2 separate regions of the Homo sapiens genome follow, and region 2 is linked to region 1. Evidence: chromatin loops called from intact Hi-C (ENCODE). Cell type or tissue: prostate gland. All regions are shown on one strand. Each heading gives the region's core, and the rest is flanking DNA. Links, peaks and the distances in the headings are about the cores only.

Evidence for each region. Peaks named below come from ENCODE experiments on the same cell type or tissue, not always from the same donor. Only the 100,000 strongest peaks of a DNase experiment are listed, where the experiment ranks them.
Region 2: it touches region 1 in a loop (2.6-fold over the local background); 14 of 110 quality-filtered maps call a loop at or near these places.

The regions. Positions count from the first base shown.
Region 1 is chr10:96,284,077-96,292,039 of GRCh38, reverse strand. No RefSeq gene overlaps it. Among named protein-coding and RNA genes, the nearest start is that of DNTT, 16 kb to the left of the region's middle. RefSeq lists enhancers at 3,664-3,833, 4,344-4,563. In prostate gland, for the core only: no CTCF peak of the experiment used is centred there; a DNase peak (open chromatin) is centred at 4,119; H3K27ac peaks cover 585 bases.
Region 2 is chr10:96,031,124-96,039,086 of GRCh38, reverse strand. It overlaps CC2D2B (coiled-coil and C2 domain containing 2B), which reads right to left. Exons shown (of 35, transcript NM_001349008.3): 35 at 5,342-7,267. The coding sequence ends at 7,079. All of the region lies in intron 2 of ENTPD1-AS1 (ENTPD1 antisense RNA 1), which reads left to right. Among named protein-coding and RNA genes, the nearest start is that of CCNJ, 8.5 kb to the left of the region's middle. In prostate gland, for the core only: no CTCF peak of the experiment used is centred there; no DNase peak of the experiment used is centred there.

The sequences.
Region 1 (7,963 bases), core at 1,903-6,902:
TAGCATGGGGTTTGGAGTCAAATCCAAGTTCTATCATTTACACTTGATGGCATTTTGATGACAGATAATTTGCTTAAATCCTCTATATGTGCATTTAAATTTGTATAGCTATTGCCAATCTGCAAATTGCTCTCCATTGACAATGTACCAGTTTACACTCAGATTACACACCGGAGAGGTGATGGGCCCGTTGTCTCACGCTCATCACACATGGTGTACTCTCAAACTTTGGGTTGCTTGCAAATATGAAATGTAGAAGAAGCTATCCCAGTGGAGTTTTCATTTGCTTTTTCTTCAATATGAGTGAGGTTGTGCATCTTTTCATCTATTTAAGGGCTACGAGTATTTCTATAAACCATCCTTTCTATCTTTTGCTTATGTTTTATTGGGTGTGTGTGTTTCCTTATTTATTTGTGTGATTTGCTTATATATGACAAAATTAGTCTTCTTCCTGAGTATAGGTTTCAAATACTTCCCCCGATTTGTTTTCTGACTTCTGACTTGGTTAATGGTGGTGACTTTTAAACATGCAGATCTTTTAAATGTAGTCAAATATATCAATCTTATTCTTTATGGCTTCTCTGTTTGTGTCATACTTAGCCCTTTCCCACTCAGAGATTCTAAACCCTAAGCAGCAGCGGGTGGGATGGGGTGGAGTGGGATGGTGAGGGATGGGAATGATGTTCTCTTCTAGGTTTTTTAGGGATTTATTTTCACATTTAAATCTTTAATCCACTGGAATTTATTTTTGTGTAACAAGTGAGGTATTGGATCCAAGTTTCTCTTCCCCCAAGTAGCTTCCTACTTGTCCTAGATTCTTTTATTAAATAATCCATATTTTCTCCACTTATTTAAAACCTAGTTAACTTTTGAAAGAATACACGAAGGTCCATGACTTCTAAATTTGGCAGCAGGAGGAGGTCTAAGCTGCAGAATGTTAGATGAGGCTCTTAGCTCTTTCTGAATTGTATCTGTTGTTATTTGGAAAAAGAAGAAATAAAAGTGCATTGATCTGAAAATTTAATTCAACAAATAGCTGTGTGGGAGAGTGGAAACAACACAGGCTCTTAAGTTAGAAAACCTGACTTCACTTCTCATATTGACTAATTGTGGGGAAGTCATGCAACTGCTGTGTGCCTCAGCTTTCGCCTCTGTAAAAATGGACCTAATAATGGCATCTATGCCATAATATGCTGTGCAGTTAAAGTGCATTGGTGCTTTATAAACTGTACAGGACTACAGGCACATGAGCTGTTATCTGAATTTTTACAAGGTGGTACAGCATTGCCAGTTAACTTATACAACACAATTCTATATTTGTGAATGTTTCACCATTCTTGAAATCCTTTCAGCTTCTTTGAAGATGATTAGCTTCTTTCTCCTTGCTGGGGAGTATTCTGGGTTTGCTATTTTTAGTTTGCTTAAATGTGTTTTCTGACAGCTTCTGAGTGGCAGTGGGGGGTTGGTAGGAAAGGAAGAGGTGACCGGGAAGTTAGAATCATCCACTGGGTTTCGAGGGAGAGGGAGCTGAGGCCGCACCTGGAAGAATGATCTGGAAGGAGGTAGAAAATAGGAAACCATAGGGAGAGTGAATTAGCTTATTTAGAATCTTGTATATATAATGATTATCTAGTTAAACTTTTGTTTTATAATTTATAGCAAAGTTTTGTGGACAGTACAGAAGAATGGTGAGAGTCAGTTAATGCAGTGATCGAATCACAATCCCTCTTCTTATTAATAGTTATTTAACCTCTCCAAAGCCTTTTTCTCATCTGTGCCCAAGGGATTATAAAGATTGAATGAGACAACATTCATTTCTCATGCTTATGTGACTCTAGATAGGAGGTTGGAGTGGGCAATTGAGAACAAAGTGTAAATTCATGATGGTGACTTGTGTTTGCCCTTGGGAGATGCAGTAGAAATTGTCTGCAATCGAGAGGTGCAACTGGAATCTGGACACTCACTCTTCCCCATCCCATAGACAAATGCTCTACCTCACTTCAAAGGCAACAGAAGCCTAGGAGGAAGAAGATGCCTCTAATACCCTGTCAAGTTTGCAAGAAAGGACATGGGATGATGACTCCATTATCACAGGGGAAGGAAAAATGTCCAGGTGACAAGGGGTGGGGACAATGAGTGGGGGCTTAAGGGGGAGGGGGCATCCATGGGACCAGCAGAAGGATTGGGAGAAAGTGAAAACAGATATGGGTCACTAATTGAAGAAAAATGTGACTGTGATTTAATTTGTTGGAACCAGAAAAACCTGCTCTTCAGAGTTCTCTTCTGCAAGCCTGGCCTTATCAATACATCAATCTGGTCATCCATCCATCACATGGTGGCTGCTGTCAATCATGGTTCCCTGCGCTGGAGCCCTCCACACGCAGTATTACAAATGCTCCCAGCCCTGAGGGAAAGGTGGCTCTAAAATTCCTTTTCTGTCGAGCACATTTTGCGTATGCTTATTAAGTTTTAAAAATTTGGAAACAAGTTACCCAAAACATCCCACTCATCAGTTGGTCCTGGTGCTGTAACGAATTACAACAATATTTTCTCTCTGTCAATGATGGTAAGTGAATTCTCAAGAAGTATACTGGAAACCAGCACAGGATACTTTGGCCTTTTTGATGGGGGTCACGTGATTTAATTTTCATGGTGAATTTTGGTTAATTCTATACTAGTCTAGAGAATTGTACGTGTGTCCGTGTGTGTGTGCTCTCATGAATAAAAACCCACCCACAGAGCCCGCTCCATGGACCTGGACCTGTGCAGTCACAGAGGGCCCTACATTCAGAAGACTCTCACCTTGTCTCACAATTTGAAGAAGGGGACTCACATCTTCATTTTGCACTGGATCTCACAACATACATAGCCAGTCCTGCTCTCCATGAAATATTGGACTTTGTTCAAAAACACAAGCAAGTTTTTATGTTTTAATTTAATTTAATTAATTAATTTATTTAGAGATGAAGTTTCGCTGTGGAGTGCAGTGGCCTGATCTCGGCTCACTGCAACCTCTGCCTCCTGGGTTCAAGTGATTCTCCTGCCTCAGCCTCCCGAGTAGCTGGGATTACAGGCGCCTGCCACCAGGCCCGGCTTATTTTTTGTATTTTTAGTAAAGATGTGGTTTCATCATGTTGGCCAGGCTGGTCTCGAACTCCCAACCTCAGGTGATCCACCCACCTCGGCCTCCCAAAGTGCTGGGATTACAGGCGTGAGCCACCATGCCTGGCCACAAGCAAGTTTTAAAAAATTTGATAGTTATCAGTATTATTAAAATACCTACCATTCAGGGATATAGAAAAATCATATACCAATGCATACAGGGAAAAATGCTTCATCATGCCAGTATACACAAACATCATGAATCTTGAAAGAACAGCAGTAAAGAAATGGTTTTGTTTTGAAAGGATAAAAAAAACTATAGTTAATTTTTTTTGTTTGGGAGTATTAATTCTCACTATATCATATCCTGCTGTTAGAGGAAGTGAGAGAGAAACGAAAAGACTGAGAACAGAAGATCAGTCAAGGGTATAGAAAAGAAACAGAGAGGAATCAAGGAGTGGGAGATTGAAATGAATCAAGCACTAAGCCCTGTCGTCTTCTTTTGATGCAAAAAAGCAATTTGCATGGTCACTCCTTCTGATGGGGTCACCCTGATACTGATTTATCGGGGACACAGTTTATGTACTATCTTCACAGCATGCTTTTAAAATTTTTGTTCATCTGGGCTTGCTTTGAAAGAGACTAGAAACCTCATCGTGGAGATCTCTTTGGGTCGCTGGACTCAAAGTAAAACCAAGCTGTGCAGGAGGTTTTGATCTTTGAACTTTCCCTATGGTTGCAGGCTTGCCTTAATCTGTAATAATAAAGTTTTAAAAATAAGTTAACCTCTTTTCTTATATGGTGCAAATATATCTTTCTCCACTAAAGTTTCAGTGTTGCTTTTCTTTTGTGGCCCCTGCCATTTCTTTCACCTTTTCTTTTAAACAGATACATGTTCACTAAAAAAAAACGACTCTGTTGCTTTAAGAAGAAAAAAGTTACACTCGGTCAGTCTGAAAATGCAACACCTGGCGCCCATATTTAGAAATGTTAAAACACACACACATACATACACACACACATTAGCCTTTGGCACTGAACTGTGCAAAACATTACAGGAAGCTCATTGCTTAAGGGCAGTTGAGTTTAATCATTTATTTGTAAGTCAGTTGTTTGGTACTTAAAAGCACTTTTTCCCATAGAAGCAAAGCTATAAATGGTGTTTTGGTCCCCAGGCTCAAAAGACTGTTGGAGAAACGTCTGCCCTGGAGATGAAAATAGAAAATGATTCTGTGCTGATACAGTAATTGAGCCAAAAAGAAAAGCTAACAAAGCAAGGAATGGTTGGCCTTGAATGCTTATACTGGAAGAGGAATGGATTTCACCTGATGTTGTGGTGGAGGCAGCTGGGGATTTCCAAGGTGCCTGTGGGTCCTTCCAATGGCCCAGGCTCTTTGCGTGTTCAGTTTAAAGCCTGGGCATGTTCTTCATCCTCCACACCAGTCTGCATTCAGCAGTGCTTTTGTGTCGCTCCCATGTTTGGGTTCTATTTTGGCTCAGAATGGTAAAGAGAGTGAGAGAGGAAGGGAAATCTTTCTAGGGTGTCTAGGGTGTTGGAAAAAGGGTGGAGTAAAGGAACCCAGGTGACCTTGTGGTACCTTAGCTCTCTGTGTTCCTTTGGAATGGAACATCTTCTCTGTGCTCCTCTAGCCACACAGGAAACCTATTTGGATGTAAAGGTCCAGCTCACGTATGTCCTCTTCTCTGGGAGTCTGTCCCTAATTTTCTGAACTTCCCCAGTGCAGCTTTTCCATATGTCTGTGAAAGCACACTTTACATCATTTGGTTATTATTTATTTGTATATGTCTCCTCCATTTGACTAGGAACCCCTCAAAAGGAAGAAATAAATTCATTTTTTAAAAAATCTCAGGAACCTACACAACCTATAAATGCATGCTCCATTCATCTAAGTTGGAGCCAAGCTGTGAGCATTAAAAAAAAACAGGCCTGAGGGAGAAGACAGCGGGGACATCATCCCACCAAAAAGAGAGGTTGGGGGTTATGGGGAAGAGATCTGCACCAGAACCTGCCCATCTCACCCCATTTACCAGAGCTTCATTGGTCCAGAACCACATGCCTCTTATCAATGAGGAATGAAAGAAGGAGCCCTTGAGACCATGTGTAAGCTACTGCTTGACAACTATGGTGGATATACTTTGACGTTTCCCCAGCAGCCATTTTTCCCTTCTTCCAGTGACATCTCCTGATAGTCATGGAGTGATCACCCTATATATATAGGCTTGGGTGTGTACTAACCTAGCTCTAGGATGGAGGATAGGGTATTACTTTCCCTCTGGCTTTGGTGTTTGGCTCAGAGATGGAAAGACAGACAAAATATCCAATCAGGGTGAATCTCATTACTTTTGAGGGTGCCATCTTTATCCTGCTGTACTTGAACCTGAGGGGCTGTGAGTCCGGGGCAGCTGGAATGGTGGTGGTGAATATTTAACAACTGGCTCTCGAAAAACAACTCTGATTTGTAGCATTTGCCAATTCGTGTGGTGGAAACACTTCCGTCATGCTGATTTCAAGCTCTAACATAATGTTGCTGACCATCATAGTATTTCCATTGTAGACGTAAGTACAATAGATGAAACTCACCTCAAGAGCATAGAAAATATAAAATGTAAAATAGGAAGACATGAATTTTGAGTATTTATAACATTTTAAAAATATAATTTATTGAATTATAATCTTATATAATTTATTTTTTTCAAATAATGGCTGTGTTAACAATAGATTCACAAACTTTCTGAAAATTTAACAATTTTCTCTGAATAGTTGATATGAGCTAGATCCAGCAGCACACTGAGCCAGAGCCAGCTGGCCACCTTTAAGGAATAAATTAGCTACGACTCACACAGAGTGAAAAAAAATGGTCCTAGCCATAGTGTTTGGTTCCTAAACTCTGCAGCCTGCTCAGATGCAGCACATTTGGATATACCAACAATTTCCTTTTTTTAAATCCAGCCTGAGTTGGGCTGTTACTTGCAGTTAAAAGAGTCCTAAATGAAACACAAATATTTTTTATATGTTTGACATTTGTAAGTAAAACTACCATCTTACAGTATATAGCAGGTTTGATGCAGGACAGGCAAGCCCTCAAATTGGGGCTTAGCCTGGGAGCCTTCTTGGCGTCACCTAGGAAAGAATTCAAGGGTGAGCCAGTGGTGTTAAACTGCAACTTTTATTGAAGCAGCGGTGTACAGCAGCAGCAGAGGTTCTACGCCATAGGCAGTGTGCCCAGAGCATCAGCTCAGAGATAGTGCAGCATTCATATTTATGCCCACTTTTAGGCGTGGTTTATGCAGAAATTTCTAGGATGAGGATGGTAACTTCCAGGTTGTCGGGTCATTGCCATGGAAAGGGGCAGTAACCTTTGAGTGTTGCCATGGCAACTGTAAACTGACACAGCACACTGTTGGGCGTGCCTTAGCGGGAGGTGCTTCTGCCACGCACCTGTTTTAGCTAGTCCCTCAATTTGGTCTGGTGTCAGAGCACCGCCTCCAGAGTCCAGTCCCACTTCCTACCCCAGGTTGAATGATAGTCCTCCAAAAGATAAGTCTACTGCCTAACACTTAGAACCTGTGAATGTGACATTTTTTGGAAAGCGAGTATTTGCAGATTTGATTATATTAAGGATGCCAATTTGAGATTATCCTGGATTAAGTGGGTGGGCCCTAAATTCAGTAACAAGTGTCCTGATAAGCAACACAGAGGAGAGACTTGGAGAGAAGTGAGAAGACCATGTGAAGACAGAGGCAGGGATTTGAGGTATACAGCCACAAGCCAAGGAGTGGCTGGAGCCACAAGGAGCTGGAAGAGACAAAGAAGGATTCTTCTCCAGAGCCTTTGGAGGAAGCATGGCCCTACTGACACCTTGATTTCAGACTTCTGGTCTCCAGAACTGTGAGACAATAAATTTCTGTTTTTTTAAGTCACCATATCTGTGGTCATTTGTTATGGCAGCTGTAAGGAACTTATACAAAGCAGTTATATTTTACCTGTACACAAAGTATGTTTCCAATTTTTACTGTAATTTAAAAATAAATCCAAAGATCTTAAGATTTTAAGATTCTTTAAATTTAGGAACATTTTTTAAGTGGATATGATAATCACCCAGAGAGAATCACACTTAGACTTAATGTATCAGTGTGTTTTCCTTTGTGTTTGTGTGCGAGATTATAAAACCTGAATCAAACTATATGGACAGTTTCAGGCCCTGCCCTTTTTTTTTTTTTTTTTTTTGGTCCATTGTAAAGATTTTCCTATATGGTTATAGATTATTTGAAAACACTGTTTTTAATGGCTGCAGAGCATTCCACTTACGGCTATATCATAATTTATGAAGTTATTATATTATTGTTGAATGTTTACATCGTTTCTAATTCTATACTGGTATAAATAATTCTACACTTAGGAAAAATTAATAAAATTTTATATTTTTCTTTTAAGCATATGAACATTTTAAGAATCCTGATACCTAGAACCAAACTGCCTTCTAGGAAGTTTCTATCAATTTGTTGTCCTGTCAGTGGCAAGAGCACCCATTTAACAATGCCTTTGCCAAACCTGAATTTTATAACTTTTTAAAAGCTTACTTTGGTAGGTTAAAAAATCAGTGGTATTTTATACTTGGTTTAATTTGTGTTTCTTTGGTTTAGTGGGATTGTGAGCTAGTTTATATTTTTATCAGCCATCTGGATCTCTTCTCTTGTGAATTAACCTTTTGTGTTCTTTGCTCATTTTTCTATTGGAATATTAGCCAGTTACTTATTGATTTGAAAGACAGTAATGTTATAGAATATCTAAAAAGATTTCTTCATAAAAAGTGGCTTTCTATAAATATTTGTTACACTT
Region 2 (7,963 bases), core at 1,682-6,681, 250 kb after region 1:
AAAAACCACAGCTTTATGGCTGGAGAACTGAAAAAGGGAGGCCCAGGGAACTGAAAAGTACTGGGGAGACTGTGGAGAGGGAGGAGCAGCTTTGGAAAATGATCCCACAAAGTGCTTATGAACAACTGGGCTTACCTCTGAGTTGTGCATACATAGATCCACTCTGAAAAGACTAAAAACTCAGAACTGCCCAGAGCAGTGGCTGGCCACTAAGCAGCACACATATGTGACAGATCTGAGTAGCACAGAAAGACTTTGAAAATGGACCTGACATCGAAACCACAACCCACAAAAGGCTAGCCAGAACTTGCAGCCTGAACTCAACCAGATTGGTTCCCGGCTACAACAAAAAACATCAACATTCTCCAAAAGATTTAAGTAAGACGTAGATCTCCTAACATACAGCATATTCAAATTGCCCTGGATACAACCCAAATTACTCAGCCTATGAAGAACAAAAACAAATCTCAATTCTCATGGGAAAGACAATCAACAAACACTAACACTAAGATGACAGAGAATTATTTGACAAGACTTTAAAATAGCTATTATAGTAATGCTCCAAGAAGAGAAAACTTTCTTGAAATGAATGGAAAGATAAGAAGTTTCAGCAAATAAATAGAATACATAAAGAAGAAATTAGATGGAAAATTTATAACTAAAAAGATAGAAAAAAACAAAACTTAAAAACACTCATGGGATGGGCTCATTAGGAGAATGGAGATGTCAGAGTAGTCAGTGAACTTCAAGGTAGATCAATAGAAATAGTACAACCTGAAAAAAAGTTGGAAACAAATGAACAGAGACTTGGAGACCTGTGGGATAATACCCAGTGGTCTAATGCTTATGTCATTGGAGTCTCTGAAGGAAAGGAGAAAGAATATGGTACAGAAATATTTGGGAGAATAATGGCTGAAAATTCCTCTAATTTGAGAAAAGACAAAAACAGATTCAGAAACTCAGGTGATGCTAACAAGGATAAACCCAAAGAAATCTATACCCACACACATAATAAAACTGCTAAAAACTAGGCTGGGCACAGTCGCTCAAACCTGTAATACCAGCACTTTGGGAGACCAAGGTGAGTGGATCACTTGAGGCCAGGAGTTTGAGACCAGCCTGGACAACATGGTGAAACCCCATCTCTACTAAAAATACAAAAATTAGCTGGGCGTGGTGAGGTGCACCTGTTATCCCAGCTACTTGGGAGGCTGAGGCAGAAGAACTGCTGGAACGTAGGAGGTGGAGGTTGCAGTGAGCCAAGATTAAGCCATTGCACTCCATCCTGGGTGACAGAGCAAGACTCTGTCTCAAAAACAAACACACACACAAAAAACCCTTCTAAAAAACTAGAGAAAAAAATTGAAAACAACCAGAGAGAAACAAAACATTACTTATAGGGGAAGAATGAAAAATTCAACGTATGGTGGGTCTCTCACCAGAAACCAAGAAGACCAGAGAGAAATAGAACAAAATTTTTTAAATGCTGAGGTGCCACAGAAAAGAATGAAATCATGTCCTCTGCAGCAACATGGTTGTAGCTGGAGACCATTATCCTAAGTGAATTAATGCAGGAACAGAAAATCAAATATCACATTCTCACAAGTGGGAGCAAAACATTGGGTACTCATGGACATAAAGATGGCAACAATAGACACTGGGTACTACTAGAGCAGGGAGGGAGAGAAGGGGGGAAGGACTGAAAAACTAACTGTTGGTTACTATCCTCACTACCTGAGTGATGGGCTCATTCATATCTGCAACCTCAGCATCATTCAATATATCCATGTAACAAACCTACACATATGCCCCCTTAATCTAAAATAAAGGTTGAAATTTGTTTTTAAGTCCTGAGAGAAAAGAACTGTCAGGCCCAGAATTCTAATCCTGCAAAAATATCATTCAGAAATGAAATTAAAGACATTTGAAGATGAAAGAAAACAAAGACTTGTTGTCAGTAAACCTGCTCTAAAAGAATTGCTAAAGGACATTTTTTAAACAGAAGGGAAATAATACCAGAAGGAAACTTAGCACATCAGGAATGAAGGAAGAACAACAGAGTGATAAATGTTTGGGTAAACATTCTTTTCCACTTGAGTTCTTTAAAATACATTTGATGGTTAAAAGCAAAAATGTGAACATTGTCTTCTAGTGTTTTCAGCATATACTTCAACAGATACAATATATTAGACAATTATACCATAAAGGCAGAAGTACAAAAGAATATGTGGTAAGATTTCTACATTCCACTTAAAAGTGGTAAAAAGTAGATTCTGTGTAGGCTGTGAAAAGTTAAATGTGTATTAGGATAATCCCTAGAAAAACTTAAAAAATATATACAAAAACATATAGTCAAAAATATAATAGATACATTAAAATGAAATACTAAGAAATGTTCAAATAACCTGAGAAAGCAGGAAAGAGGAAACAGTGGAACTGAAACAGAGCAAATGAAATGCAAATAATGAAATGATAGACCTAAGTCCAAACATACCAACAATTACATTAAGTGTAAATTGTCTAAACACACCAATTAAAAAAGATTATCAGAGGGTATAAAAAATATCATAGGCCAGGCATGGTGGCTCACGCCTGTAATCCCAGCACTTTGGGAGCCTGAGGTGGGCAGATCATGAGGTCAGGAGATCAAGACCATCCTGGTCAACATGGTGAAACCCCAGCTCTACTAAAAATACAAAAAATCAGCTGGGCATGGTGGTGCACACCTGTAATCCCAGGTACTTGGGAGGCTGAGGCAGGAGAATTGCTTGAACCCAGGAGTCGGAGGTTGCAGTGAGCCGAAATTGCACCACTGCACTCCAGCCTGGCGACAGAGCGAGACTTCATCTCAAAACAAAACAAAAACCGTAACTCAGGTATATGCTGTCTACAAGAAACTCATTTCAACTATAATTATATAGGTATGTTAAAAATAAAAAAATGAAAATATGTATACCACACAAACCCTAATCAAAAGAAAGCTGGAGTAGCTACATTAACATCAGACAAAACAGACTTCAGAGCAAAGAAAATTACTGAGACTAAAGAGGGACATTGTATAATGATAAAAGAGTTAATTCATTAAGGAGACATAAATCCTAAATGTGTGTCCATCTAACAATAGAACTTAAAATACATTAAACAAAAACTAACAAAACTGAAAGAAGAAATAAACTCCCTGGCCAACATGGTGAAACCTCATCTCTACTAAAAGTACAAAAATCAGCCAGGCATTGTGGCAGGCGCCTGTAATCCCAGCTACTCAGGAGGCTGAGGCAGGAGAATCGCTTAAACCTTGGAGGTGGAGGTTGCAGTGAGTTGAGATTGTGCCACTGAACTCCAACCTGAGTGGCAGAATGAGACTCCTTCTCAAAAAAAAAGACATAGAGAAACTTATAATTACAGTTGGTAACTTCAACACTCCTCTTTCAGTAATAGAACTCATAGACACAAAAGTAGCAAGGATATAGGAAAAATAAACAACATGTCAACCAAATGGACTAAAAGAAATTCCCATCAGTAGGGGAATGGTTTGAATAAGCTGTAATAAATAACATTTACAACCAAGGTTTCTACATACTACACAACTCTAGGGGTCCTTGCACATAAACTTTCGAGTCATGTGGTGCATAACCTCCTTAAGTGTATGCAGTGGTCCTGCCCACACTGTAGAATGTTATGCATCCTTTAGGAAACATGAATAGTTCACTTGGAGGTGTTTTACTATTTTTGAAGGAAAAAAACAATATGCAGAAAAACATATGTCATCTCATTTTTCTAAGACAGTAACAGATGCATATATGTGCATGTGTGTGTGTGTTGGCATATGAATATTTGAGAATGTTGGTGAAGTGAAAGGATACATGCAACATGGTTGGTAAGAAGGTAGAAGAAGTGAACAATGTGGGTGGGGAGAGGAGAGCAGTGGACAGAGACTCAAGCGAAAAAAAGAAAAAACCTGCATTTCAAAAAACATGATGACATTTATGCACTTATATAAAATAATGAGTATCTGTAAAAAATAGTTTTTAAAGTAATTTCAAATATAAAAAAGAAAAATATTATTTTATTCAGTTGCTTAAAACTTTTCAATGATTTCCTGTTGCACTGTAAATAAAATCCAAACTCTTTACCAAGACCTACGTGATCTGGTCCTATCTACCTCTCCAGACTTATGTGCTACTACTCTCCCTTCCCCAGGCAAGTCTCTTTTTGGACAGAAGGACTTCACAGTTGCAGTTCCCTCTACCTCAAATGCTTTTTGCCACTGGTCTTTGCATGACTGGCTTCCTCTCATCTGTGGCAGACTCTGATTTGCCTACCCAACAGCCACCCTCTCCTCCTTCCTTACCAATAGGATACTGACTTTAGTTGGGAGAGCAATATGTCCATTTAAAATACTTGATCTCCCAGGCTCCCTTATGGCTAGGAGTGATACAGTTCTGGCCAAAGGGATATAAGTAGAAGTTACTGGCATGGCTTCTTGGCAAGCTTTCTTAAAAGAATGGAACCAGTTGGCATCGTCTGTCTTCCCCTTCCTTTTCTACATTTTTAAGCCATGAAAATGGTTGTGAAGCTAGAACTGAGGTTCTCAAAGTGTGGTCCCCAGATCAGCCGTCTCAGCATCACCAGGGAACTTACATGTGCAAATTATCAGGCATCACCCTGATAATTTCTGAATCAGAAACCCTGGGGGTGGGGCCCAGCAATCTGTGTTTCAACAAGCCCTTCAGGTGATTTTTATACCTGCTGAAATTTGAAAGCCACTGGGCTAGAAAATAGAAGTCTCTTTAGAGATCGCAAAGAAATTGGATGAAGTTAGTAGGCCTCTTGCACCAAACTTGGACTGCCTCCTCTGGACTTGGAGACATGTGAAAAATAATCCCTATTTGGTTAAGCTACTGTGGTTAGGTTTCTGTTACACGCAACTGAATGCAATTCTAATGTTAAATCATTTTTAAAATATCAGCTTAAATGTTATCTCCTTAGGCCTTCCCTGACTGCTCTGCTTATACCCTTCATCCCCACCAAAGTCCTTCTCTATCATCCCATCCTATTTGTTTCCTTTAGAGCACTCATCACACCCTGAAATCTTCTCACTTACTTGCTGTGGTTTGTTTCCCCTTTAAAAATGTAAGACTCACACTGGTAGAGTCTTTGTCTTTTCACCACTGTGCTCCAGCACATTATTAAATAGATAATACACAGTATCTGGCATGTAATGGATGCCCTGTAATTATTTATGGAATGATATAAAGAACTTTGCAATTATACATTCCACTTAAAATCATGTATTTTTCAAATGTTTTCATGAAAAAAAGATTCATTACAGATAATTTCATGATTTTCAGGAAAAAATTTAATTGAAAAAGTAACACTCATGTAAAAAGGATACAATATAAAAAGGTCCTCCATGCTTTCCTATGAACACTTGCTACCCTACTCTTAAGCAGTCTATCAATTCTAAAAACCCTGAACAACAAATAAAATAGCTATGTAAATATTCAAAGCTGTACAGAAATGAGTTGCATGAATTCAGTCTGTCTTTGGCATCCTCATCTTTCCATCAGCATCATTTTGTGCTAAATCAATCAAAGTGGGGGACTTGTTTAATAATAAAACTTCACATTAAATTTAAACAAAAACATTCAAATAAAAGTAAAAATTCTGATCAGTTTTCTTATGCATGCCACAAGACACATACAGTTAGGTTTTAACCTGGGAGAAAAAAACATTCCTTCACCCATGTCCCTACTTTGCCTCTTCTAGTAATCTCAAGCTTGGTCCAAGACTAACATCACCACAAATAAGTGAGGCCTTTTCTGGCACCAGCCCATGCACATTTAGGAAACAGATACAGATTGGGTATTCCCTGCAGATACATTTGGGGTCTCTGCTCTCTGCTTGTGGGAGTGAACCAAGAAACCTCAGTGGTTCTTCAATGGGAGAGGTGAATGTTCTTTTATCTTTACCTCATACAAAACTGCTCTGGTCAACCTTTGGAAATCCATACTCCTTGATTATTTCTTTTTGATAAGTTATTTTGTCATATGTAAGTAAATTATATAAACACATTTCTTTTAATGAAGGACAAAACAATAAACTAGAAGAAAGTATAGTGCTTCCTACTTAGACCCCTGTCCAGTCTTTCTTGAGGGGCTCTTAGGATCTAGATAAGCCACTACTAAGAAAGAAAAGCAGCAAAAAGTGCCAGAGGCAGAGTTGGGGGCTGCTCACTAAGGAAAAAAAGAGTCCTGAGATTTGTCAAGACCATTTCCTCCCTCACAGAATTGGGAGAAATTAGAGTTTCCTGGGAGTTCCTTCCAAATACATGGAGCTGTAAGAATTTCATGTCAGTAGCATCCAAAGTGCAAACTTTTGAGAAGCTTCCAGAAGCCAACATCAGCCCAACATGGTAGATTTTATTTTATTTTTCTTTACCAGTGAAATAACATTTTATCCATGAGAGGCAATGACCTTAGTTTTCCACTCGAGCAGCTTCCATCTGAAATTGTATCAGACCCAGCATCAAACGTACCAGCCTTAGTTTAGTAGTGACAACATTCTATAAGGCTGGGCTCTCCCTCATAACAGTGCATCAGAATTATCTGGGGAGCTTGTTGAAAATAATGCAGAGTCTGTAGCTTCACTCCCAGAGGTGCTGATTCAGTGGGTCTTGAGGAGGATCTAGTAATCTGCATTTTCAACAAGGCTCTCCAGATGATTCAAATGGAGGTGGTGTGAATTCTACAATTTGAGAAACATTGGTCTTAGGAGAAGAGGCCAAAATTGCTTCTTTCCCAGAATAAGACCTACTGCAGACAGTGACCCAAGAAAGCCAGACTATCCAAAGGTCCTTCCTGGAGAGGTCTCTGGTGAGAAGCTCATCTAGACTCCTCCTCAAAGACTCACTCAGGGGTGCGAGTCTCCATAGTGCCCAGCTCTGTAAGTGAATCAAAAATTGGGCCCAGCACTTAGCTGGACTTGAGAATAAACAGCAAAATCTCAAGGTACCAGAAAAGTTTTTGTTGGTACTAGAGGACTATAGTACAATCTTTTACTTTGCTCTGCTTCCTTTTCATTGATGTTGAACTAAGGAAGCCAAATAGACCCACACAGATAATATGTTGTTTGGGTATGGGTGAATGTATACAGCTAAAGCAAATTCTGTCTGGGGAAATTCAGCAGAGTGAATTCCAGTTTGATAAACAGCATCAATAATTGACTGTACATCAATGTATGGCATCTGGATGGGAAATCCCGTGACCTGGATCAAAGACAGAACAGCACATAAACCCACATTACAACTGGGTAATCTGGAATTACTGTATGCAAAAAGATCACAAAAGCCTCAAAGAAATAGTACTCATAAAATACTATAATAGTTGTCTGTGGGTGCCAAATTATGTTCTAGGTACAGCTAAATGCTTCACATACATATTTAATCCTCAAACAACCCTATGAGGTAGGTATTACTATAATCCTTACTTTACAGATAGGAGCACAACCAGGTCTGAGTCCAAAGCCTGCACATGTAACATTCCACAAACTTTCTAGAGAGCAAACTGCTGGTGAGAAAATTACTTGATTCTACATATGGGGGATTTAAGTGAGAATTTCAGAACAATTTATTCAACATCGATTCAGTTTATGTTTATTAAGTGACTACTATGTGATGGGATTAAAGGATTGTGGAACATGGTCCCATGGAAAATTACCTGTTTAATAATACATAGATGACAACCATTCTTTCACACTGTAATTGCTTAGCTCAGGAGGATTTTCCTGATCCTTAAATCTGTTCACACGCTCTTCCCATGTAGTTGTGTAGCACACTGTCCTTCCTTGAGCTTACTTAATAAAATATGTTGCAATTACCTGTTTTCTGGTCTCTCTCTAACTAACCCATAATCTCTGCAGATGTACAAGACTGTATCTGTCCTGTGTACTACTATAACTCCAG